Linked DNA regions of Homo sapiens: all the other regions are linked to region 1. A link is a loop called in an ENCODE intact Hi-C map of the cell type or tissue named here. Cell type or tissue: mammary epithelial cell. All regions are shown on one strand.

Evidence for each region. A loop is a pair of places that touch in the nucleus more often than their neighbours do. Peaks named below come from ENCODE experiments on the same cell type or tissue, not always from the same donor. Only the 100,000 strongest peaks of a DNase experiment are listed, where the experiment ranks them.
Region 2: a loop joins it to region 1, with 2.9 times the contacts of the local background. A loop is called at or near these places in 26 of 110 quality-filtered maps.
Region 3: it touches region 1 in a loop (3-fold over the local background); 7 of 110 quality-filtered maps call a loop at or near these places.

What each region holds. Positions count from the first base shown.
Region 1 is chr12:80,182,131-80,190,130 of GRCh38, reverse strand. All of the region lies in intron 1 of OTOGL (otogelin like), which reads right to left. Among named protein-coding and RNA genes, the nearest start is that of OTOGL, 87 kb to the right of the region's middle. In mammary epithelial cell, a CTCF peak has its summit at 3,285 (motif pointing right); DNase peaks (open chromatin) are centred at 3,280 and 5,930; H3K27ac peaks cover 1,660 bases.
Region 2 is chr12:80,040,792-80,048,791 of GRCh38, reverse strand. No RefSeq gene overlaps it. Among named protein-coding and RNA genes, the nearest start is that of OTOGL, 55 kb to the left of the region's middle. In mammary epithelial cell, no CTCF peak of the experiment used is centred here; DNase peaks (open chromatin) are centred at 3,061 and 3,911; H3K27ac peaks cover 661 bases.
Region 3 is chr12:79,820,967-79,828,966 of GRCh38, reverse strand. PPP1R12A (protein phosphatase 1 regulatory subunit 12A) reads left to right here. Exons shown (of 25, transcript NM_002480.3): 5 at 503-647; 6 at 6,777-6,851; 7 at 7,801-7,889. It overlaps LOC124902974 (a long non-coding RNA gene), which reads right to left and starts at 5,186. Exons shown (of 2, transcript XR_007063387.1): 1 at 5,030-5,186; 2 at 3,769-3,977. In mammary epithelial cell, no CTCF peak of the experiment used is centred here; no DNase peak of the experiment used is centred here.

The DNA.
Region 1 (8,000 bases):
TAATGCCATCATGTGCCAAAATAAATCATAAAAACTACTGCATTGCTATGTATCCTAATTAAAATGCAATATCTGTAATATTTCAGCCGGCTACAAAAATGGGGCCGGAGATGCTGTGGTCAGGGTCAGGAGATCCTGTCAACCTATGTCTCCCACTTCCAGTCACCCAAGCTACCATGGAGGTCTAGTCAAGTCTGACAAAGTAGAAACCAGTTTGGAGTGAGTCTTCTTATTACATCCAGCTGTTTTCTGTCCCTCCAGAGCTTCCTCCCGTATAGCTAACTGATTTCTTGGTTTCACTTCAAATTACTCCTGCGCAAAGAAGACCACCCTAGGAGAAAGATGAGAATCTGTAGACCTGCTGTCCTTGTGAATGATATGCTCCAGGTGCATCAAATAGTCATTCTCAAACTTAGCCTGCATATTTCGATTTATCTTGGAGAGCCCCATCTAGGCCAATGAAATTCTACTTTCTAGGTATGGGGCTCAGGCATTAGTGTTAAACTGCCCCAACATTCAGTAATATGAGTTTTGCAATCTATCTCTTTTGGTCTTTCAGATAACTATATTGTCATTTCAGAAGCTTCCTAGAAATTCACTTCTTCCAAGAAATGAATTAGTACTAAACAATTTTTGCTAAAGGGGGCAGGAGAAGTTAAAGAAAAAAAAATCCAACCTCATTCTTATGAGACTTGACAAACTTCCCAGCTGCTTGGGTCTTGTTTGGTCAATTGGTCAAAGACTGGATTCTCTTTGTTTTACTCAGAGGCATGCTTGATATCCATGCCTAAAAGAAAATAAACATTAAGTTAAAGACAATGTTGAGTAAAAGATTATTCAACTGGGATTCACAAAATCTGGATTATGTTTAGCAGTTAATAGTTGTGGGACATGGGACCTTGAACTTAGCTCTCCATGTTTCATTTTCCCATCAGAAAAATGGAATCCTATACTTCCTTCTTCCAAACTCTATTAATCTGAGTATCTATTTATGATACATTAACCAAAAAGCCTTAAAGGATGCACTGTTCTTCACATTGCCAAAAAATGGTGGAGTAGACTTTCTCCCTATGCACTCACACAAAGACATTAAATTAGAGGGAAACATGGACAGGAAAATAATACAAGAGACATCTGAGAAGTAATGAAGATCTAAACCAAAGGGAGGACAGAGAGAACGGGAGGATGACACCTGAAGGGAGAGACATGGCTAATTATAAATTATAAAATCCTTAGAAGATTAAAAACAGATAAAATAATTAAAGCAGAGCTGTGGGAAACTTTACTCAAACAAAAATACTGAAAGGTCTGTGGAGGATCGATTGTTTATGATCCTATTCTCTAGAGACTGAAATTCTTTGGATATACCAGATGGCTTTATTTATATAACAAAAGCTCAGCTCTAGTGAGGTGCTGCTTGCAAATTCACATACAAATAAAAGAAACTGTGTTTATGTTTGTACATATCCTTGCACATAAGAGGGAGTTTCCTTTGTTTTTTATGGACATTTGAACAAATTTTATGCTTATAATGCTAAAGAGAAGGCTCACCTTTTTATATTTATTTATTATTATTATTATTATTTTTTTTTTGAGACAGAGTCTCACTCTGTCGCCCAGGCTGGAATGCAGTGGTGTGATCTCAGCTCACTGCAACCTCTGTCTCCCAGGTTCAAGTGATTATCCTGCCTCAGCCTCCTGAGTAGCTGGGATTACAGGCGCATGCCACCACACCCGGCTAATTTTTGTATTTTTAGTAGAGATGGGGTTTCACCATGTTGGTCAGGCTGGTCTCGAACTCCTGACCTCGTGATCTGCCCGCCTCGGCCTCTCAAAGTGCTGGGATTACAGGCATGAACCACCGCTCACCTCTTTTTAAAAGGAACAGCAGCCTCCCAGTATAGCCAAGTAATCCCCAGAACATAAAATTTAACACAGAAAATTTTCTGACCTTTGTGGATCTTCTCTATCCAAGTGCATGACAAATATTTATTTCACTCCTCAGTGTTCATATTCAATCCTATCTCTTCAAATAACATCATTGACAATTAAAAAGAAATCTCAACCCTCTCCCCAAGTGAATATTTCAAGCTGCATCCTGTGTCAACTCCTGGCACTGAGTCAGCCTTGTCAGCCCAATTTAGAGCACATGGCAGTAATCCAATTCATTGTGGCTGTTTGTGGTCCCCAGATCAGGTTTCAAAAACGAAGGGGCAGCAATCCGGTGACCTTCTCAAGATAGTAGAAAACAACTCTGGTCATGACTGACACTTGATCTTTCTGCTAACATTAGCTCCTAATCAAAGATGGTGCCAAGCTTGTATCTGACACCAGCCCACAAACCTTTCTGTCCTCCTCCAAGAGGTGTGGGCATCCTGTCACCCACTGAGTTTCAGTTTTGGAATGACTGTCCCTTTCAGATCCAAGGAAGTCTGATTTTATTGACACTTGAGATAAAGCTCAAGGCCTGTCTTAATTGAGCTTTCCAGTTATTTATAATGCATACATATTTACTATTCATTGTCTTTATACTTAGTGAGGTTCAATGTGATTAGTAATAAAGATGTGGTTATAACTTTATAAAATTAACAACCCCAGAATATTCATATTGTAATCAGGAGATGGCATCCACTCGGAAGCTTTTTTCTGTGCACCTCTCATCCTGTCGTCCTTTCTTAAAAATGTATTACTCTTCCTGGGCTTCGTGTCATCCTTCCTCCATATTTCTGCTGGATCTTCAGGACTGGCTCAGGTATGGCCACAGATTGGCCCCAGCAGGGTCTGCAGAAGTAAACTTTACCTCCTAGGCCAGGCCCTATTTTTCTTACTTCACCAAATACTAAGTATCGGTATAAAAAAAAAAAACAAAAACAACCTGGCCACTTGCCTAAGTCGTCCCTAAATCAGGAAGCTGTTCTTAATGTGAAGAGGCCTTTAGGGAACCCTGTTGTTTTCTCATCCCTTACCTCTTATATAAAAGTCCGTGTTGAGGCCTGAAGATTCTTGGAGCTCTGGATGTGTTCAAAGTAACTACTGGCTTTGCCCCAGCTCTGAGTTTACACATAATATATTATCTGAATTAGTCGAGTTCCAAGTTTTCTATACAGAATTTTATCTTCTTTCTATCTCCATAAACAAACAATCTTTGAAGCTAGATAATATGGGAAAAGAGGATGGAATCATTTCACCCTGCCTTGTTTGTTTCCATGAGGATTCTAACCCAAAGGAAAAGATGAGTCATTCAGCATCATTTCCTATGTGGTGCTTTGGACTCTGTGCTATCTTAGCCAAAAGAGGGCAGCACTCCATGGGTTTTGAATTCACAGGAAGCAAAACTTCAAACAGTTTTTAACTGAACTCTTAAGCAAGGCACTGTACTCTATTACATGGGATAACACAGATTAATAAGACCTCCCCAAACAAGCAGGAACAGGAAAGGAGAGAAGAGTTGGGGAGAGCAGTTAAAACATTGCCATGTGTTTGGGAGTGGTGAGCGATACGTCTGAAAATAAAGAATGGATGAGATCGTGAGGGTCCCTTGACGATTAGGCATTTATTCTTTATTTGAAATGCAGTGAGGAGCCTCTCAAAGTTTTTCAACAAGTGAATCATATGATTAGAACTCTGTTTGGGGAAGATACATGTGTTAGGGATGCATTAGAGAGATTGAAACAGGGAGACCAAAGAGCAGAGGGAAACATGGACAGGAAAATAATACAAGAGACATCCGAGAGGTAATGAAGATCTAAGCCAGAGGGATGGCAGAGAGAAAGGGAAGATGACACCTGATGGGAGAGACGCGGCTAAGTAGGAAAGATGGACTTTAATGGACTTGATATAGGGAGAAAGGGACCAAGATAAACCCAGAGTTTCACATCTCAGACCTGGGCATATGGTAGAGCCTTTAACCAAAATTAGGAAGAAAGAAAAAAACAACTGTTTTGAAGCAAACATAATGAATTTGGTTTTGAACACATTTTCCCTTCAGAGAGCGTGAGATGTGACTAAGTTGCCAAGATATAAGGGGTAAAAGATAAAAATATAGGAAGGGTATGACTTTAAGGACACCCTTGGAAAAGAAGCCCTAAATGCTTACCTGAAAGCCCAGTGCTGAATATATGGCCCACTTGCAGGTGCAGTGTTGGGCCTTAGTGGCCTGTGTTTCTATATCTTCTTGATCTCATCTAACTCTTCTTATTTGTCCCTTTTTTCTAATATTTTTATATTTGTATCTTATGTAGTGCCACCTCAAATCCTTTTGTGAATAAATTAGAATAAGCAGCAATTAATCAATCCTGATAATTACATTTTTCTATATAGACTTTAAGATACAGCCATCTTCAGTAAGCACATAGGACCCATGTGTAAAATGCAGATCACTAATATTTACTGAAAACTAATATGCTAGGCAGTAAAGTAAAAGTTTTATACACATCATTTCATTTTATATTATGATTAACAAAACAAGATTATGAAGCAATGCCATTATTATCCCTTTTTACAGATGAGGACACTGAAACACAATGACATTAACACTAATTTGGCCGGGTGCAGTGGCTCACACCTGTAATACCAGTACTTTCGGAGGCCAAGGTGAGTGGGTCACTTGAGATCAGGAGTTCAAGACCAGCCTGGCCAACATGGCAAAACCCTGTCTCTACTAAAAATATAAAAATTAGCCAGGCGTGGCAGTGCACACTTGTGATCCCAGCTACTTGGGAGGCTGAGGCAGGGGAATCGGAATCACTTGAACCCAGGAGGCAGAGGTTGCAGTGAGCCAAGATTGCACCACTGCACTCCAGACTGGGCAACAGAGGGAGACTCCTTCTCAAAAAAAAAATTAATTTATAATATAGCAGAACTTACATTATAACCCAGGCAGCCTGACCTCAGAGCCAGTGTACCTAACCACTATGCCTACTTCCTCTCTGTTCACATTGCCTGTCTCATTATACCAGCCCATTTTCCTGATTCCTCTCTATATGTCTCATGCTCCACTTTAGGATGCCATTTACATGTGTTAACAGAGCATTGGCATCCGGGGCAGTGTCTTGAATCAGGAAACTGTGTTGCCTCCATATATAGAGGATAAATTAGTAGGTTGAAGAAAAGATATACTACTTCGTTTTTCTAAAATTAAATTAAATCTATCTCTGAACCCCTACACATCAAGGCAGATGAGTAACAGTCCAATACTTGTCATATGGGAGATGCAGTTCCTCCTCCCATGACATCATACAAGAATACTGACTTATAAGATGCCAGAAAATAAATGGGAGGGAGAAGCCAAGGAGCCACGTTTATTTTTGACCCTTTTTGTCATCCAATTTGCCTGGTATTAGGCAGCCTCAAAGGGGCTCCTCCTTTTGTCTGTTCATGAACTCAACCAATGAAATCCTCAACACCGATTCAGTGGCACAGTTATTGGAGTCCAGCCTTCCTGGACACTCAACAATTACATGACTCCAGCACTATGGGCAACAGGGGCCCACTCAGATTATCTCAATTTTAGGAATGCTCATTACTCTCTCCCCTAAATAGGGCCATTATCTTCCTCCTCCCAGCCTTAAGAATCTTCCCTTTCCTAGAAAGTCTAGCTTCAGACTTTAGAAAACAATTTTTGTCTATTAAATTGTCAATGAGGCTAATGAAACCCAGATCTCTAAGACGTAAAACCTTCTCAGTATGGGAGAGAAAAAAATACGTCTTTTACTATCAACTCCTTTACATTAGCTAGAATGAAAAATATTAAGATATATATTATTCTGCCACTTAACTATAGTGGAAAAGGAAAAAATTAAAGTGATGTGTTAACACTAAAAGTGTCTTGTCTTCTTATATAGCCAGAAGTTAAGCCTGGTGTGGCTAATGTGTTTCATCTAGCCTGATAACTCATTGCTTAGTAGAATCTGCCTGAAGCAGAGCATTGAGAAATAGTTTAAGGTCATGACTGGGTTGAACAGAAAAGGGCTTGCCGTTAGTATAGGAAACGGAAATGCAAGGCCACATGCTACATATTTTCCATTCCTAGTTTAAACATAAACTACAGTTTTGCTTACTAAGCAAATTGATCTAGTCTCAAGTACCATAACTATGGGAAAAAGGGACCTATTTGAAGAGAGAACACTCTAATATACATAATAATCACCCATAAAGAGTTTCTATAAAAGAGTCCCACATCCAGATATTATAATTCAACAGCACTAGTAGCCAGGAATATATACTATTAATGAAATGTCCCTAGGGAATCACGATGCCACTTGTCCAATGACTACAATTTGAGAAACACTCCTATGGAGCAAGGGTCCTATTTGTTCATCTCCATCTGCCCTAATGCCTCCCAACAGCCAGCTGAAGACCTCCAACCTGCAGCCCTAACCTCATTCATCCCTCGGCCTATCCTAACCTATTTGGTAGGATGGTGCCAAGCATCAATCTTGATGCTCTAAAGCTCATGGAATCTTACACATTCCTGTGTCTTTTACAACTACCAATGTGTTGGTGACTATGAAGTCTATGGCTTTGGCCCATTCTCTTTCTTGAGCTCCAGATCAACACATTTAATTGCCTATAGGTAAGTCCACAAAGACTACAAACTTAGCATGTCAGAAACTAAATTGAACTCATCATTTCCTAATATACTCCTCCCAAAAACATCCTGATTCTATCTCTATTATCCATTTTAGTAGGTGATAGACGTAATTATCCACCTGATTTCTCAAGACCAAAAGAAACAAAAAGCCAAAAGAACTTGGAGTCATCTTAAGAGTCCTACTACTTCAAATCTTATATCTATTGTTTCAAATCTGAGGAAACATAAATCACAAGCCCTTGAATTATTGCTGCTATTTGCTGAGAGAGAGAGAAAGGGAGTGAGAGAGAGAACATACTACCTCAGTAGGACTGTCATCTCCAATCTAAGCTATTGCAGTAATTACCTAGTTGGTCTCCACAGTTCAGTGATACATGTTTATGCAGTGTGTGCTCTGCACAGTCCCTACACTTGACTGTTGATGAAGGCACCAATTGTATTGTAAGCATTATATATTTTTATAAAAATTTTCTCACTTTTCAGTAAAATGTCTGTTGTAAGGTAATTATTGATATAAACATTTTCCAAAAAATGAAGTAAAAAGTAACTTGAGAGAGGGTACTCTTTTCTAATTTGTACAAAAGTTCCACATGGGCTATCAGCAGCCTTGGGTTTCCCTGATTCTAGACTTTCTCTCTAAGCTATTCATGCATTTCTGCCGTGGTGATCTTTCCAAGTGCAAACTTTATTGTGGTTTTCCTTCAATAAAGTACAAACATCTACATATCTGCTTCAGCCTACCTGCTGATGTGTACTCCCTATGCTTCAGCCATCCTGAGCTTCTTACATTACTCAAATGTATCATTGCACATATTTCACATGTGCAATTCTCTCAGCTATTGATTCCAATCCACTCCATCCCTACTGCATTCTATCTGAAAAATTCATAATCTTCCTTCTAGACCAGCACAAGTGTTTCTTTCTTTGAAGGCTCTCTGCTACCTCCTTCTCTACCCTGGAAAAGCCACCTATTCTCATTTATGCCTTCAACCAACCTCTATGTCAATTGATCACACTGCATTACAATTATTTTTTTAATTCATCTCTTATAGTAAGCCAGGAGCTCCTTGGTTTAGTATAATCATGCACTATTTAACTTTTCATTTCCTATGGTGATGCAAATTGGTATAGATATTTTAAAGGAAACTTATTGGGTCAGTTGGATTTAACTGGCTCTATTGCCTGCTGTCTAGCATGCTGGCAAGTTTTCACTTTGAGCTGTGATGCTTTCTGCTGCATTTGCTGAGTCGTACCAAGCCTCTGTTATAGATTTCACTGACATGAGTAGGAAGTTTTGATAACATTTAGGGGCAAGAATATGTGATTGGAGCTCATTTAAAGTATACGTCTCTTTAATTTTTTTACCCCCTTTTTAAAAATTGCTTTTGAGACAAGGTTTCACTCTGTT
Region 2 (8,000 bases), 140 kb after region 1:
AAGAAGAGAGTTACAGTTGTGGCAAATGCTTCTGATGGTTCCAGTCAGATGATAACAGAGAACTGATCATTAGAATTTAATTGCATGGAAGTAACTGGTAGCTTTAACAGGTAGATGAGGAAAAAAGCCTGATTAAAGTGGATCCAAGAGAGAACGGAGAGAAAAAAAAGTGAGCTGCTGACTATAAATTTTTCAATAAGTTTTGCTATCATAGAGAAATGTGGCAGTAGCCAGAGGCAAATGTGGGGTCGAGGGAGGGTTCCTTCACAATAAGAGATATTGTACTATTTTTGAAGGCTCATTGGGGTTACCAAATAGAGAGGAGGTAAATGATGACAGAAGAAAGAGAGGCAGAATTCGTTGAAGTTATGTACTTACATAGGCAAGAGGGTATAGGAATTAGTGCACAGGTGGAATTAGACCTGGACAGTTGAGAAATAACAGTAAGAGAGAAGTCAGATTCCTTGGGTCCAGATCCTAAAACGAAATATTTAAGAATAGAAAAGTAAAGAACAATCTCACTCATAAACACTTATGTAAATATTCTAAATAAAATAGGATATAGTAGAAAGCTAAATTCACCAATGTTTTAACATTTTGGGGGAGATGTAATTCACACATCATAAAATTCACCCTTAAGTGTACCATTCAGTGGCTTTTAGTGTAGTAACAAAATTGTACAACCATTACAACTTCCAGAACGTTTTTGTCACCCCAGTAGAAATCCCATATCCATTAGCCCTATGGAAATCCCATATCCCTCACAGTCCCTACTCCCAGTCCTTAGAAACCATTGATCGACTTTCTGTCTTCATGGATTTGCCTATTCTGGACATTTAATAGAAGTGAAATCATACGTGACCTTTTGTGACTGGCTTCTTTCATTTAGAATCACATTTACAAGGTTCATCCACATTGTAGCAAGCATCAGTCCTTCATTTCTTTTTGTTGCTGAGTGATATTCCATTGTAGGAATACAATACATTTTGTTTATTCATTTATCAATCAATGAACATTTGGGTTGTTTTCACTTTGGGGCTATTATGAATAATGCTGCTATGAGCATTGATGTACAAGTTTTTGCCTAGGAAATAATTTTAATTTTCTTGGATAGATATCTAGGAGTGAAATTGTTGGATCATATGGAAACCCTATATGCAATTTTTTTAAAAAACTGCCAAACTCAATTACAAGGGGGCTATACCATTTTATCTTCCTACTAGAAATGAATGAGGGTTCAAATTTCTCTGCATTCTCATTAACATTTGTTATTGCCTATCTTTTTTACTAGAGCCATCCTAATGAATGTGAAGTGATTTCTCATTGTGGTCTTGATTTGCATTTCTCTCACTAGGGAATGATTTTGAGCATCTTTTCATGTGCTTATTGGCCCTTTGTATATCTTCTTTAGAGAAATGTCTATTCAAATCCCTTGCCCATTTTTAAATTGGATTATTTATTTTTATTGTTGATTTACAAGGGTTCTTCATGTATTCTGGATTATCAAATATATGATTTACAAATATTTTCTCCCACTCTGTGGTTTGTCTTATCAGTTTCTTGATAATGTCCTCTGAAGCTCAAAAGTTTGTAATTTGATACAATCCCATTCTTTTTCTTTTGGTGCTTGTACGCTTTTGGTGTCATATCTAAGAAATCATTGCCTCATCCAAGTTCACAAAGACTTACTCTTATGGTTTTTTTCCTAGAGTTTGAAGGTTTTAGCTCTTGTATTTAGGTTGTTGACCCATTTTTGAGTTAATATTTGTATATGTTGTGACTTAATTCCAGTGTCATTCTTTTACATGTGGATATCCAGTTGTCACAGCAGCATTTGTTGAAAAGACTATTCTTAATCAAGTTATCTTGGCACTCCTGTCAAAAATCAACTGATCTTAAATGTAAGGGTTTATTTCTAGACTTTATATTCTATTTCATTGATCATATGTCTGTCCTTGTACCAGTGCCACAATGCCTTGATTACTGTAGCTTTGTAGTAATTTTTGAAATCAGAAAGTGTGTGTCTACCTTCTTGAGGTAAATTTTTAAAAAGAAGGAAAGTGTGAGTCCTCCAACTTGTTCTTTTTTAAGACCAATTTGGCCTCTCTGAGACCCTTGCATTTACATACAAATTTTAGAATCAGTTTGTTGATTTCTTTCAAAAAAAAGCAGATAGAATTTTGATAGTGATTTTGTTGCTATAGATCAATTTGGGGAGTATGTTTATCTTTACATGAAGTCTTCCAAGCCACAAACAAGAGATAACTTTCCATTTACTTAGCTATTCCTTAGTTTCTTTAAAAAGGCTTTATCATTTTTAGTTTATAAGTCTTGCACTTCTTTTGTTCCCTTTATTCCTAAGTATATTATTCTTCTTGATGTTACTATCAATGGAATTATTATGCTAACTTTCTTTTTGAATGTTTATTGCTGGAGTATAGAAATACAATTGATTTTTGTATATGAATCTTGTACTCTGCAACCTTGCTGAATGTGCTTATTAGCTCTGATAGCTTTTGTGGATTTTTTATTATTTCTGTATACAATATCATGTCATCTGTGCATATAGTTTTACCTCTTCCTTTCTGATCTGTGTGCCTTTTATTTCTTTTTCTTGCTTAATTTTCCTGACTAGAACCTTCAGTACAATATTGACTAGAAATGAACCACATATTTTTTAAACTCATAATTCTGTATGGCTGACCCCAAGAATTTAAAGACTTAAATAAAATAATATCAATTAAAGTAGTATATTAAATGAGAGATTTCAAATGATTACCTCAATATATTTAAGAAACACTTATACCATGCTGGTATGTACCAGATAGCTTTAAGCACCTTATAAGTATTATCTCATCGAATCTTTACAGTAATTCTATGATTTAGCTGCTGTCATTCCCTATATTACACATAAGGAAACCAAGCCAGAGTTAATTTATCCAATATAACGCCGCAGCTAAGTAGCAGAGCTGGAATTTAAACCCAGCCAGATTGGTCCAGAGTTGTAGCTCTTAACCATTTAACATGCTGACTCACATATATGTCATTATTAACCAAGTAGCTTAATGATGAAATTTGAGAAGCATTCCTTTACATGTCAGGAAAAAGACAAGGTTGCCAACTACTGCTACTTCTATTGAACATTTTAGTGTAGGTTATAGTAAATGCAAGCCAATAAAATTTTTTGGTATAATAAATTAGAAAAGAAGAGACCTAACTATCATTATTTGTGAAAAATATGGTTTGTCCACACAAAAAATTCAATAGCTTCTATATTCAGCCTTTAGAATCTAAAAATAATCCACAGATTCAAGGGTAAAAGAGCTGCATACAAAAGTTGGGGGCATATTCCTAAGCACCAGTAATAATCCATTGGATAATATAACAGAGAAAATATTTCAATACTATATGATATCTAGGAATCAAGCTAACAAAAGATACACAAGTGGAGAACCAAGTGTTTGAGAAAAGAAAGTAGACTAGTGCGACTATAGTGCAGAGTTTACACAGAGGGAATTCAGCAAAAAAGGAGTTTGGCCAGATTAAAGAGGCTTGATCCATAGCAACTTTTTGAGCAAGGAAGTAGAAAAAATAATGTAATATTTAGAGAAATTTAATCTGAGACCAATTCAATGGAATCCATTAGTCTAAGGAGCCCAGAAACGCAGTGGGGGGATTCAGTCTACCTCCTCGTGTGGAGATTTTTACAAGGAGTTCGCTTGTAGTAAAGAGCAGTGTACTGCCTGCCACAAACTCAAATAAAAGAAAAATCAGTATTTTAAATCTGATTGTTTTCCTGTACAGTAATAATGGAAAGCAGAAAACACTGCTGCAGTGTTGCTTGTCAAACTCTGGTCTTCATATTTTCAATATGAGGTCAAATGATGGAATCTTGAGTCATCCAGTGGCCTGGTTGATGACCAATTCTTCTATCTAATGACTAATTTTGGCATTTAGAAAAAGGCTAAAAATATGCCTGTGATCATAGGCAGAAAGCAGTTATTTTAAAAAAGAGACTTTGGGGCCAGTTGCACAAAATTATAATGAAACCATGGTAATAACAGGCAATAGCTGTAAGGGTTAACTCATAAGTTACGAATATTTTAGGGCTGGGTGCAGTGGCTCATGCCTGTAATCTCAGCACTTTGGGAGGCTGAGGCAGGCGGATCACCTGAGGTCGGGAGTTTGAGACCAGCCTGACCAACATGGAGAAACTCCATCTCTATAAATAAATAAATAAATAAATAAATAAATAAATAAATAAATAAATACAAAATTAGCCAGGTGTGGTGGCGCATGCCTGTAATCCCGGCTACTTGGGAGGCTGAGGCAGGAGAATCGCTTGAACCGGGGAGGCAGAGGTTGCTGTGAGCTGAGATCACGCCATTGCTCTCCAGCCTGGGCAACAAAAGCGAAACTCCGTCTCAGAATATTTTAACATCAAGTTCTGACGTTAGTATGGCACTATATAGGGAGGCCTAAGTCCCCAACTGACCTATTTTTGTTAAATATAAATAAACATATTCAGGCCCTTATCTTTCCAACTTCTCTTTGGCATTTTCATTTGCCAAATATTTACTGGACACCTGCTATATATCAGGCACTGTGCTAAGTCCAGAGGATTCAGCAGAGAACAAAGTAAATGCAGCACCCGCCATCTCAAAGTTTACATTCCTGCCTGAAGTCTGCAATGTGGCAAACTTCTCCTAGGCTGCCAGGACACCACTCTGGAGCTTTTCCCTGCCTCCCTCATCACTCTGTCTCCTTCACTGGCTTCTTTTCTTTTGCTTTTCTCTTAAACATTGGTTGCCCCAATTCTCAGCCCTCTTCTCTTCTCCCTCAGTATTCTCCCAGAGAAATCTCCATTTATTCCCATTTTTGTATTTCATTTGTATAGTACAATTACATTCAGATCTAGACAGATATATAGATTACTATGTGCCAAGATCTGTTATAACCACATTACAAATATTAACTCATTTAATCTTTGTAACAACGCTTTGAGGTGGATACTATTATTTTACCCATTTTCCAGATGAGGAAACCAAGTCACAAATTGGTTAAGAAGGTGGCATAACTAGAGTTTAAACCAAGACAGACCATGACCTAGACCAGTATGCTGTGCACACTCCCATGTCTTCAACCTGTCACCTGTGTGTGGATGCCTCCCCAATGCAGATCATTAAGTTGTAATTCTCTATATTCAATCTCATATTTTATAATGGCTGCTAGACATCTGTACCTGAACTTTCCACACATAACTTAGAAACAATGTGCTTTCTACTCTGAATGGTCGTGTCGTCCCAAAATTCTTGTGTTGAAATCTTAACCCCAAGGAAATGGTATTAGAAAGTGAGGCCTTCTGCTCAAAACTGCTGCAGCTTTCCACCTCCTGGTATCTGTGTCGGCAAATGGCCCTTCTTGCCTTGATCCACAGGGACGGAGAAGGGGATGTCATTAATATTTTGTTCATTAATACTGATTAATTAATCCAAAAAAAGTGAGGCCTTCTGGAAGGTGATTAAGTCATGAGAGTGAATCCTCATTAATGGGATTCGTGCCTTTACAGAAGAGACTCCAAAGAGCTGTCTTGCCCTTCTACCATGTGAGGACATAGCATGAAGGGGCCCTCTATGCACCAGGAAACATGTCCTCACCAGACACTGAATAGACTCATGTCTTGATCATGGACTTCTCAGCCTCCACAACTGTGAGGCATAAATTTCTGCTGTTTGTAAGCTATCTAGCTTATGGGATTTTGTTATAGCAGCCCAAACAGACTAAGACAGTACTCAATTTATCAAATTCCTTTTCTTTCATGCTCTACATTATATGTACAGTTCCTTATCAATATCCTCTTATAACAGCCTCCTAACAGGCCTCCTTAATACAGCAGTTCTCAAAGTATGATCCAAGGACATCTAAGAATTTTTGAGACCCTTTCAGGAGTTCACAAGATCAAAATTATTTTCATAACAATACTAAGATATTATCTGGCTTTTTTACTGTGTTGACCTTTGCACTAATGGTGCAAAAAACAATGGGTGATAAAACTGCTGACAACTTAGCATGAATAGAATAGTAGAAGCAAACTATACTAGAATTTTATTCTTCACCACCATACACTCCCAGTTTAAATTCTAAGAAGCCAGATTCACTAAAGAATATCTTTGATGAAGTAGTAAAATATATGAATTTTTCAAAATATTGACTCTTGAGTACATACCTTTTAAATATTCTGTGAGATGAAATAGAAAGTACACATAAAGCTCTTCTGATCTACTGAAACAGTCCTTGTCTCAAAGAAAAGCAATTGTGTAGGTGTTTGAATTGTAAGTAGAAGTAGCCATTTTTTCAGAGAATGTTAGAAAAGGATAATATTCATACTAATTCAGATATTAGAAAAATTAGAATATTGGAAATCTTAACAAATATGATTTTTTTGTATTATATATTGAAATGTGTCAACATTTGGAAGTTCTACATAACTTGGGGAACCAATATTTTCTAGATGACCAGTGCATTTGGTTACAAAATCATATATGGGTGAAAGGTTCGTTCAAAATTCAATATACACCAATGGATTTTAATCCATCACAGTAACAAATATGGTTTCAGATTCTACATTGCAACTAAGCATTATGAAACTACCACTATTGTATTTTGGTTTACTAGCAAAGAATGTCAGATACTCTAAGCTTGTAGGTCCCCAGCTATCACACAAACCCACTGCATGCAACCACTTGGGCCCCTTAGTATCCCCCTCCATATGACTCGGAAAGCAAAGGTAACCAGTGCAAAAATGAAGTTTCATACTGATTGCTGCACCACGAGTAATGACTCAGGAATTCTGTGTCTAATGCCAGCAACCCGAAACTGTAGAAGGCTAATTTTTTAGCTTATAAATGAGGTAAAATCTCAGACTGTTCACAGTTCTTGACAGATAATGAATGATGAGAAAATTGTTTAACTAAGTGAAGTGGTCATGTGAGGCAATCCTGGAAAATAGACTAGAATGATTCGGGCAGAGATGGCCTAAGGAGTATGATTATCTACAGGTGATAGGCAGCTACTGAAGGTGTTTTAGTACAAGTATAACACAGCAAAAGTGTTACCTTATTAAAATTAATCGGAGTGATATGCTAACTGCCAGTGTAGAGCTAGACAGAGTGTTTACAGCGAAGAAGGCATTGTGATAAGGCTTCTAGTTAATCTCTGTTACAATTGAATAATGTAATTATAAGAATCATTAACATTATATATATATCTCACTTGTTATGTGAACAGCTTTAAATACATTAACTCACTAAATGTGTAAACAACTTTATAAGGTAAATATTGTTATTGCCTATCTTAGTTCAGGTAGCTATAACAGAATGCCACAGGCTGGCTGGTTTTAACATCAAACACTTGTTGCTCACAGTTTTGGAGACTGTGAAGGCATCAGCCAACTCAGTGTCTAATGAGGGCACCCTTCTCGGTTTGTAGACAGCCATGTTCTCCATGTATCCTCATGTGGCCTAAAGAGTGAGCTTTAGTCTCTTTCTCTTATAAGGATACTAATCCTATTACTGAGGCGCCATTCTCATGACCTCATCTAAACCTAATTAACTCCCAAAGGTCCCACCTCCTAATACCATCCCACTGGGGGTTAGGATTTTAAAATATGAAATTTGGGAAGACATAAACATGTAGTCCACAATATTACCATTTTACAAATAAGGAAACTAAGGAATCTAAAGACAAAGTGTCTTGCTCAAGTTCACAACAAACCAAATACAAGTAAATGGTAGAAAGAGGACTTGACTCTAGGAAGTCTTTCTCCCAGAGACCATGTTCTCAACCATTATCTTATACTACACTATTCTTAGGTAAGGCATGTATTCATTATACCCATTTTACAGCTATGCAAAGAAGTGTAGAAAAATTAGGTCACTTACCCCAAGTCATAAATCCAGTACGTGTTGAAACTAGGACTATCCTTCTAAATATAAAAAAGG
Region 3 (8,000 bases), 360 kb after region 1:
AGCTCCTTAATTTCAAGGCAACAGAAATATTACAAAACAAGTTTCTTTGATTCCAGTGTATTCTTAGAACACATTTAGCCCGAGATTATATATTATATGGAAACCTGAAGATGATAGTTCCTGCAATAAATCAGTTTTACATACAAAGTGATTCATCAGTTTTCGATTTTACATTGAAAAATTATGGGCTTTTCTGTGAAAATTTCACTTACAAGTCATATTAACAAGAATTAATCAGTGTCACACCAAACCATAAGACTTAGAGTCATTAGGAATTAATTAAAACTGCATTATTATGGCAATGACTCAAGATCCTCTTTTTCTGAGTTTTTTCTGAGAATTACTTTGTATTTGCCATAGTTAATTCATTGAGGGGGAAGGATGTAAATTCTGAAAAGAAATTAATTGAAAATTGTAGTTAAATTGCATGATAGATAGCTTTTGATCATGATCATTTATTTCTAGATTTTAATGATTGTCTAATTCACTGTAATTTCTTTAGACTTTTAATACAGGCAGGCTATGATGTTAATATTAAAGACTATGATGGCTGGACACCTCTTCATGCTGCAGCTCATTGGGGTAAAGAAGAAGCATGTCGAATTTTAGTGGACAATCTGTGTGATATGGAGATGGTCAACAAAGTGGTAGGCGTTTTAAACGTATTTTAATACTTTAACTTTTAGAAATATAGTTTTAGAAAGTATATTTAGAAATATAGTCTCAAAAGGTTATAAGGATTACATTATATAATTATATTTTTATTAACTGTATAAAACATTTTTTCAGCCAACTGACTTACTAATTAATGGTTTAAGTCTTTTCAGCTACCGTATGAGGTGGTTCTGGCCTTGTACTGCAAAGAAAGAAGTATTGCTCTTTCAGTAATCAGATTGCCATACATGTAGAGTAGATTTGGATACTTGCATTAATACTATGTTCTTAGGAATTCAGAAGCTAAGAAAACGTTGCATTCCTATGTGAATGTTTTCTGCCACCCCTTTGAGTTGGAACACACGTAGAAGTGCGTTTCTAATTCTTTAGCTGATGGTCTTTTAGCTTGCTTATAGAATTCTTTAAGTGACATGAATAATGAGGTCTTACAGCAGGTGATGACAGTAAATATAACTATAAAGTTTTATGCCAAAGGGGATCATTGAGATGCAACATCATCTAGTCTTCTAGTTTTGTAGATGAGAAAATAGTTCAGTTGAGTGAGGTAAATGATGTACTTAATACCACAATTACGTAGAAGGAGGGAGGGAGAAAATGTCATACAAGCGTTTTTCACAAAATCATGAAAAGATTCAGGTTATCAAGTTTCTTGTTAAACTAGACTTCTCTCCTCTACTCCTTTTTAGATACACTATCAGTCAATAGCCAGTCACCAGTATTCCTGCTAGTCTCTTCCTACTCTGTGTTGGTAGGTAATAAGTATCATGGAGAACTCAAAACACGTCTCCTCTAGTGGGTTTGATTACCTTTCCATAGAATGTTCCTTGTATATTGCATTTTATAGGATAATATCATAGGTTATGTAGCAGAGATTCATAAAATGACCTCATCTTTATTCAAAACAGGGCTAATTCTTTTGCTGTTTTTGGAGTAGAGTTCTAAATATCTTATTTTCATTAACTGATTTAAAAATATATTTTATATAAGAAATGTGCAGGCATGAAAATCATAGGAATTGGTAAAAGTCTTAAGGAAAGTAAAAAAATTTGGGGGAATGATTGGTTTGTACTTATATACAAATACAAAAATCTTTGGGTTGAATTTTTAGTTAAAACTTTCAATAATTTACTTTCTCTGTTGTTTTTCATCATAATAGTTGTTTTGTAATCAGCATTAGAAGACAAATAAATATTGATACTATTCAAGTAAAAGGCCAGCTAATTTTAGCTTCGCAAGTCGTGTTACCTCTCTTTTCATGTAGAAATTCCCCTTCAGAAATTTTTTTCTGAAAAGATTAGCAGGTACCTATTAGCCTCTGAACTCTGGTCTGCATTCTTCTCTCCCAAACAGTGACCTTTTACCACATGTCCATTCATATGGGCAGTGCTGATAATTGGTTCATTTAGTAACAGTAGCCTCCGGATGAGAACTAGATGAGAGAAGCTTATTAATTGAAATGGTTTCCAAAAAGGATTATTTCACTTACAAGTTGAAACATGGTGTGTTTCCCCTACTGAATCAGTATTCTAGTGAAACATACACAATATATTGTATGCATGAGAAAAATCATTTTATTGGCATCTGGCCAACAATTGTCTAATTCCTATGCTATACAATTTATCATAATTTTGCTATCAGAGAAGGAGTGCATGTAAAATTATTTTGCCTTATATCCTTTTTTAAAAAATTACTATAGTAGCAGCTCCTTATGTCACTCTAAATTTTATTTACTCCTTATCTGTCATTCGATATTTCAGTAGATCTTTATGTGATAGTAAAAGAATTGTGAGCCAGGCTTTGTGGTATGCACCTGTAATCCCAGCTACATGGGAGGCTGAGGTAGAAGGATCGCTTGAGTCCAGGAGTTCAAGGCTGCAGTGAGTCATGGTTGTGGCACTGCACAGCAGTGGGCAACAGAAGGAGACCCTGCTCAAAAAAAAAAAAAAAAAAAAAACCCGAAACAATTGTGCCTCATATTTACATAGAATTTAAAGGTTTTCAGCCTTTTTTACACATATTACCTAATGCAATTCTTTTAACGACCCTGTGAAATTAAGTTTTTTGGATTCAGGAACATGATCAGAGAAGTCAAGTATATTTTCCTAAAACCCTGAAATTGTTTTATCTTTTTATTCTGCTAAGTTCCTCTATAACTTCTTTTCGTTTTAGTTTCCTCATCTTTTCTTTTTCAAGATACTATTAAGCTATAAAAATATAAATTTTAATCAAAATATTTTTCTTTTAAAAATCAAGATTTTAAAGACTGCTTTTTATAGTGAGGAGCTACATAATGTCTATAGCATTCTAAAGGACTTTGTGCCATAAATATATCCAAATACAAGGCTTTTTTTTTCATTTGAGAAGTTCTATTTTAAGACCTTGATTTTTAAAATTTTAATTTCATAACTTTGCATGTATGAATTAGACTGTTTTTATTGTCTGCATTTTAAATTGTCATACATCATGTTCAGTCAAAATAAATTACTTTGTCTTAATTATGTAAGCCTGCCTATGTGAATTTATATTGTCATTGGATACCTTCCTTAGTACTTACAGATTGAAGATTATTACTAAATTGTTTTAAAAATGATATTAAAGATGTGCACTTAAGGTACTACCAGAGTTTAGATGAATTATTTAGTACTAGAAAACATGATTTGGGAAAATAATGTATAATATAGTAAGTGTAACAAATATATAGAAAATCTGAAACTTTCTACATGGAAGTGGGAGAAATGGTCTAAAAATATTTAGAGATTTCAGTTTCATTTCTTTAAATTATTTGCAAACTGTAATACATATTTACTGTCATTTTAATTCATTATTATAAATTATGTGATACAGACCTTAAATACAAAGGTTTTTATTTGCTTTCTTAATTTATTAAAATAATTGCTTTACTAGAATGTATCTAATATTGTTCTTTCTTTAAATATTGACTAGAATGCTTTTCTGGTTGGAATTTCTCTTACCAAATTAATACAATGGTTAGCAGACAAGTTTTTAGATTAATATAACTGTCATTATAAAGATTTAAATGAATAACAAAGCTATTTCTGCTATTAATGGACACAAGAATTTTTTTTACCCTAATTCCATCTGAATTTATTTTTATTTTTGATAAAGACAAAATGACACACTAGTAGAGACCTAGATTGTATTCCCACTTTCTCTTAATGACCTGTATGACCTTGGGCAAATACCATGCACGCAGACTGAGTTTCTTCATCTGTACAGTGAGAATCATTCTGATACTTGTCCCAGCTACATTATTCGTTGTTGTGAAGATGAAGAGGTTGTACCTAAAAAAAAATTTGGTTAGAATAAGTGAGTAAAGAAAAATGAAGAAACTATGAAGTTAGACTTATAATGTCTCTAGTGTGTTTGTGACTCTTAATAGACGTATTGGACTGATTTTTTTTTAAGCAGTTACTTTTAAGATAGTTCTCTTGATAAAGTTTTCATGTTCTCATACCTCAGCATTGTGTCCTCATTTGTTGCCTGGTTGCTTTGAGTGACACTGCTTATATACTATAAATGTGTTTATACTCTATCAATGAAGCATAATAGCCTTATAGTAGTTAAGAACCAAATAATGTTTATAACTTCATGACTGTTAGCTTTATAACTGTGCTGCAGATTGTTTAAAGAGCATGTTTAAGTTGATGAGTTAAGTTGATGAGTGTGCTTTTTTTGAAATTAGAAATTCTTATAGCCCACATTTTACTCTAATTTGATTGTGTATCAGCTGCTGTTTGCAAAGTAGATTCATTTATCAAGGGAGAAAGTGAAAATAAAGGTTAGTAGAGTGATCCAATTTCTTATTCTTAAAGAGGAGAGTTCCTTGATTATTAAAGTGACTCCATTGCATTTAACTGCTAGAAAAATTTAATTACAGTTCAAACATTTTCAAGGTGGGGTAGTTCATTCATGAGAAGGGTTGATAATGCTTAAAATGATATTTAAAAAGAAGTCACTGAATTATTTCCACATAACATAATCTTAAACACACTTTACATTAAATAAATAGCATTATTAACATTTTAGAACTGATTATGTAAAGCATATGATATAGCAAAACTAGAATTAACATGTATTTCTAATTTAAAGGGCACCTTAAGTTTTGAGCCAGTTATTTGATTTCAGAACTATTTATTCTTCAGGAATTTAAATTTTGGCTTCTATTTCCCAAGATTGAAATGGGAGGAAAGTTTGTTAAAACTAAAACTTTTTATCTTGGACTGAGTGGGAAAGGATAGATTGTCTCTTAAATTCCTACTGGTAAGACTTTCTAGCAAGAAAAGGCAAGTATGATAAGTATTTTCGAATCTTGTAAATTTATATACATACTCACCTATTTTGAAAAAGCAGTATTTTATATACTTTGAAGATATTCTTCATAGGGCTGGGCACAGTGGCCCATACCTATAATCCCAGCACTTTGGGAGGTGGAGGTGGGCCTGAGCCCTGGAGTTCAAAACCAGCCTGGGCAACATGGTGAAACTCCATCTCTACAAAAAAATACAAAAACTAGTCAGGCGTGGAGGTGTGCACCTGTGGTCCCAGCTACTCAGGAGGCTGAAGTGGGAGGATCACCTGAGTCCCAGGAGGTTGAGGCTGCAGTGAGCCACGATCGTGCCAGTGCACTCCAACCTTGGTAACAGAGCAAGATCCTATCTTTAAAAAAAAAAAAAAAAAAGATACCTTTCATAGACAATGGCTTTTTATTTTATTAACAGACAATGGGAAAACTAGCTCAGATATTGGCTAGCTTATAGTTTGTTTTGTAGTGTTTGGAAATTAGCTCCTTTCTGAATACATGTTAACATCCTGATGTTGGTATAGAAACGAGGTTTGTTGTTTGTTTCTAAACGGAAAAATTAATGTGATTTTAGAAGCCATTATTTCTTATCCATTCTGATCTTGTTGTGGATATAGGAATACTATTAAGAAATTTTAACTTTCTTTCAGAATTATATTTTTTGTTGCTAAAAACTTTTTTTTTTCTGTGAAAGGATCATATACTGGATAACATACAAAGAAGACTGTATTCTAAATAATGAACTTGTAAGCATCCTGGAAACTTGTACAGTAGGGCTATTATAAGGACTAATGCAGGCAGCAGGAAATATTCTTACTATGTTTAGTCAGCAGCTCTTTGAAATTTTTCTCTTTCACAGTGAATTAAAATGGATTGACATATGTTCATGTGGACTAATTTTAAAAATTAAGCCATACCTGTGGCTGGCTGAATGTTAAACAGCTTAAACATATATATATTTTTAGTTTTATTACTCTACCAAGAAGTTAATTAAGTTTTAGGAAGTCATCAAAAAGAAAAAGTCTCAAAAGGTTAAATTACCCAGTAATTTTGCCCTTAACTGTATGTTGAAGAAAATGAAAACAGGTGTCCACACAAAAAGTTGTATATGAATGCTCATAGCAGCATTATTCATCATAGGCAAAAAAAAAAAAAAAAATGCAGATGTCCACCTGATGACTAGATTAGCAAACTGTATATATCATGCAATGGAATATTATTCATCAAAAGAAATGAAGTGATACATGCTATAACATGAATGAACCTTGAAAACATGTAGAGTGAAAGAAGCCAGTCACAAAGAACCATATATTCTATGATTCCATTTATAGGAAATGCCTAGCATAGGTAGACCTATAGAGACAGAAAGTAGATTAGTGGTTGCCTTGGGCTGGATGCAGACAGTGACTACTAAAGGGTATGTTCCTACTTCTTAGGGTGATAAAAATATTTGAAATTGATTATTTTGATAGTTGTACAACTCTGAATATCCATAAAACCATTGAATTGTACACTTTAAATGAGTGATTTGTATGGTATATGAATTATATCTCAATAAAGCTGTTACCAAAAAAATAAGGGGAGATATTCTCAGCTTCTGTCTCACATAAATTTCACATACATTGCCTTAGAGTTGTATGTTTTTACAGTAGTTATTGTATCATAACCACTGTAAAAAATGTTATCCAACGTCTTTATATAAAATTATACAGAATTACTGAAGGCATTTTATGATTTATTGACTTTTGACCATCACCATCCCCCCTTGTTTCCTACGTAGGGCCAAACAGCCTTTGATGTAGCAGATGAAGACATTTTAGGATATTTAGAAGAGTTGCAAAAGAAACAAAATCTGGTATGTTTGATGACTAATAATTGCCTATATTACTTACCTTAATAATTTTGAATTTGAGACAATTACAAAAGTATTCTTGTGATGTTTTGTACTTTTTGGTTTTAAGTTATCCTTAAGTTTCACTAAATGATAGTGAAAGAGAATAAAGGATGGTGATATTTAGCCTTTTGTGTTGCTTATCCCCATTTCTATTTCCTCCCCTTCTCAAAATGAATACTCATATATGTCCTCAAGAATAACGTTTTTATAATTTCATTAGAGTGTTTTACTTAAAAGATGGAATCTATAAAATCTCATATATCCAATAGCAGGTCCTAGATAAGCAAGGAGTTATATCACTAGAAAACAGTTTTTTTTTTTTTTTGGAGATGGGGTCTCACTCTGTCCCAGGCTAGAGTACAGTGGCGCGATCTCAACTCACTGCAGCCTCCACCTCCTGGGTCTGAGCCATTCTCCTGCCTCAGCCTCCTGAGTAGCTCGGACTACAGGTACACGCCACCATGCCTGGCTAATTTTTTGTGTTTTAGTAGAGATGGGGTTTCACCATGTTGCCCAGGCTGGTCTTGAACTCCTGAGCTCAGGCAGTCCTCCCGCCTTGGCCTCCCAAAGTGCTAGGATTACAGGTGTGAGCCACTGCGCCCAGCCAGAAACAGTTCTTTAAGTAAAATATCCTCAGCCAGCCTAAGTGGTTAGTGGATCTCGACTTTTTCAGTAAAGTTGGAGGGATGTAAAAAATCCATCTTAGCCCTGCATGGAGCTTTTTAATTGTCTAGTCTATTTCATTCTTTATTCAAGCTCTTTCCTTTTCAGGTAAAACTTAATTTATTTATTTCTTTGTTTTGTCTTATTTAATGTCTGAAAAACTACTTTGTTATTATTTTAAACTCTGCATCTTAGTAATAGTATCTTAATAGTTTTCTTATTTTCCTTTGCATAACTTTGTACAAAGCTCCATAGTGAAAAACGGGACAAGAAATCTCCACTAATTGAATCAACAGCAAATATGGACAATAATCAGTCACAGAAGACCTTTAAAAAGTGAGTAAAATATTCAAGTACATTTGTTATTTTTGTTAATGAGTTGGCATAGTGGCCACAGGCATGATTATTGTGGATCTGGGAAGAATGAATATATTTTAACCTTTTGTA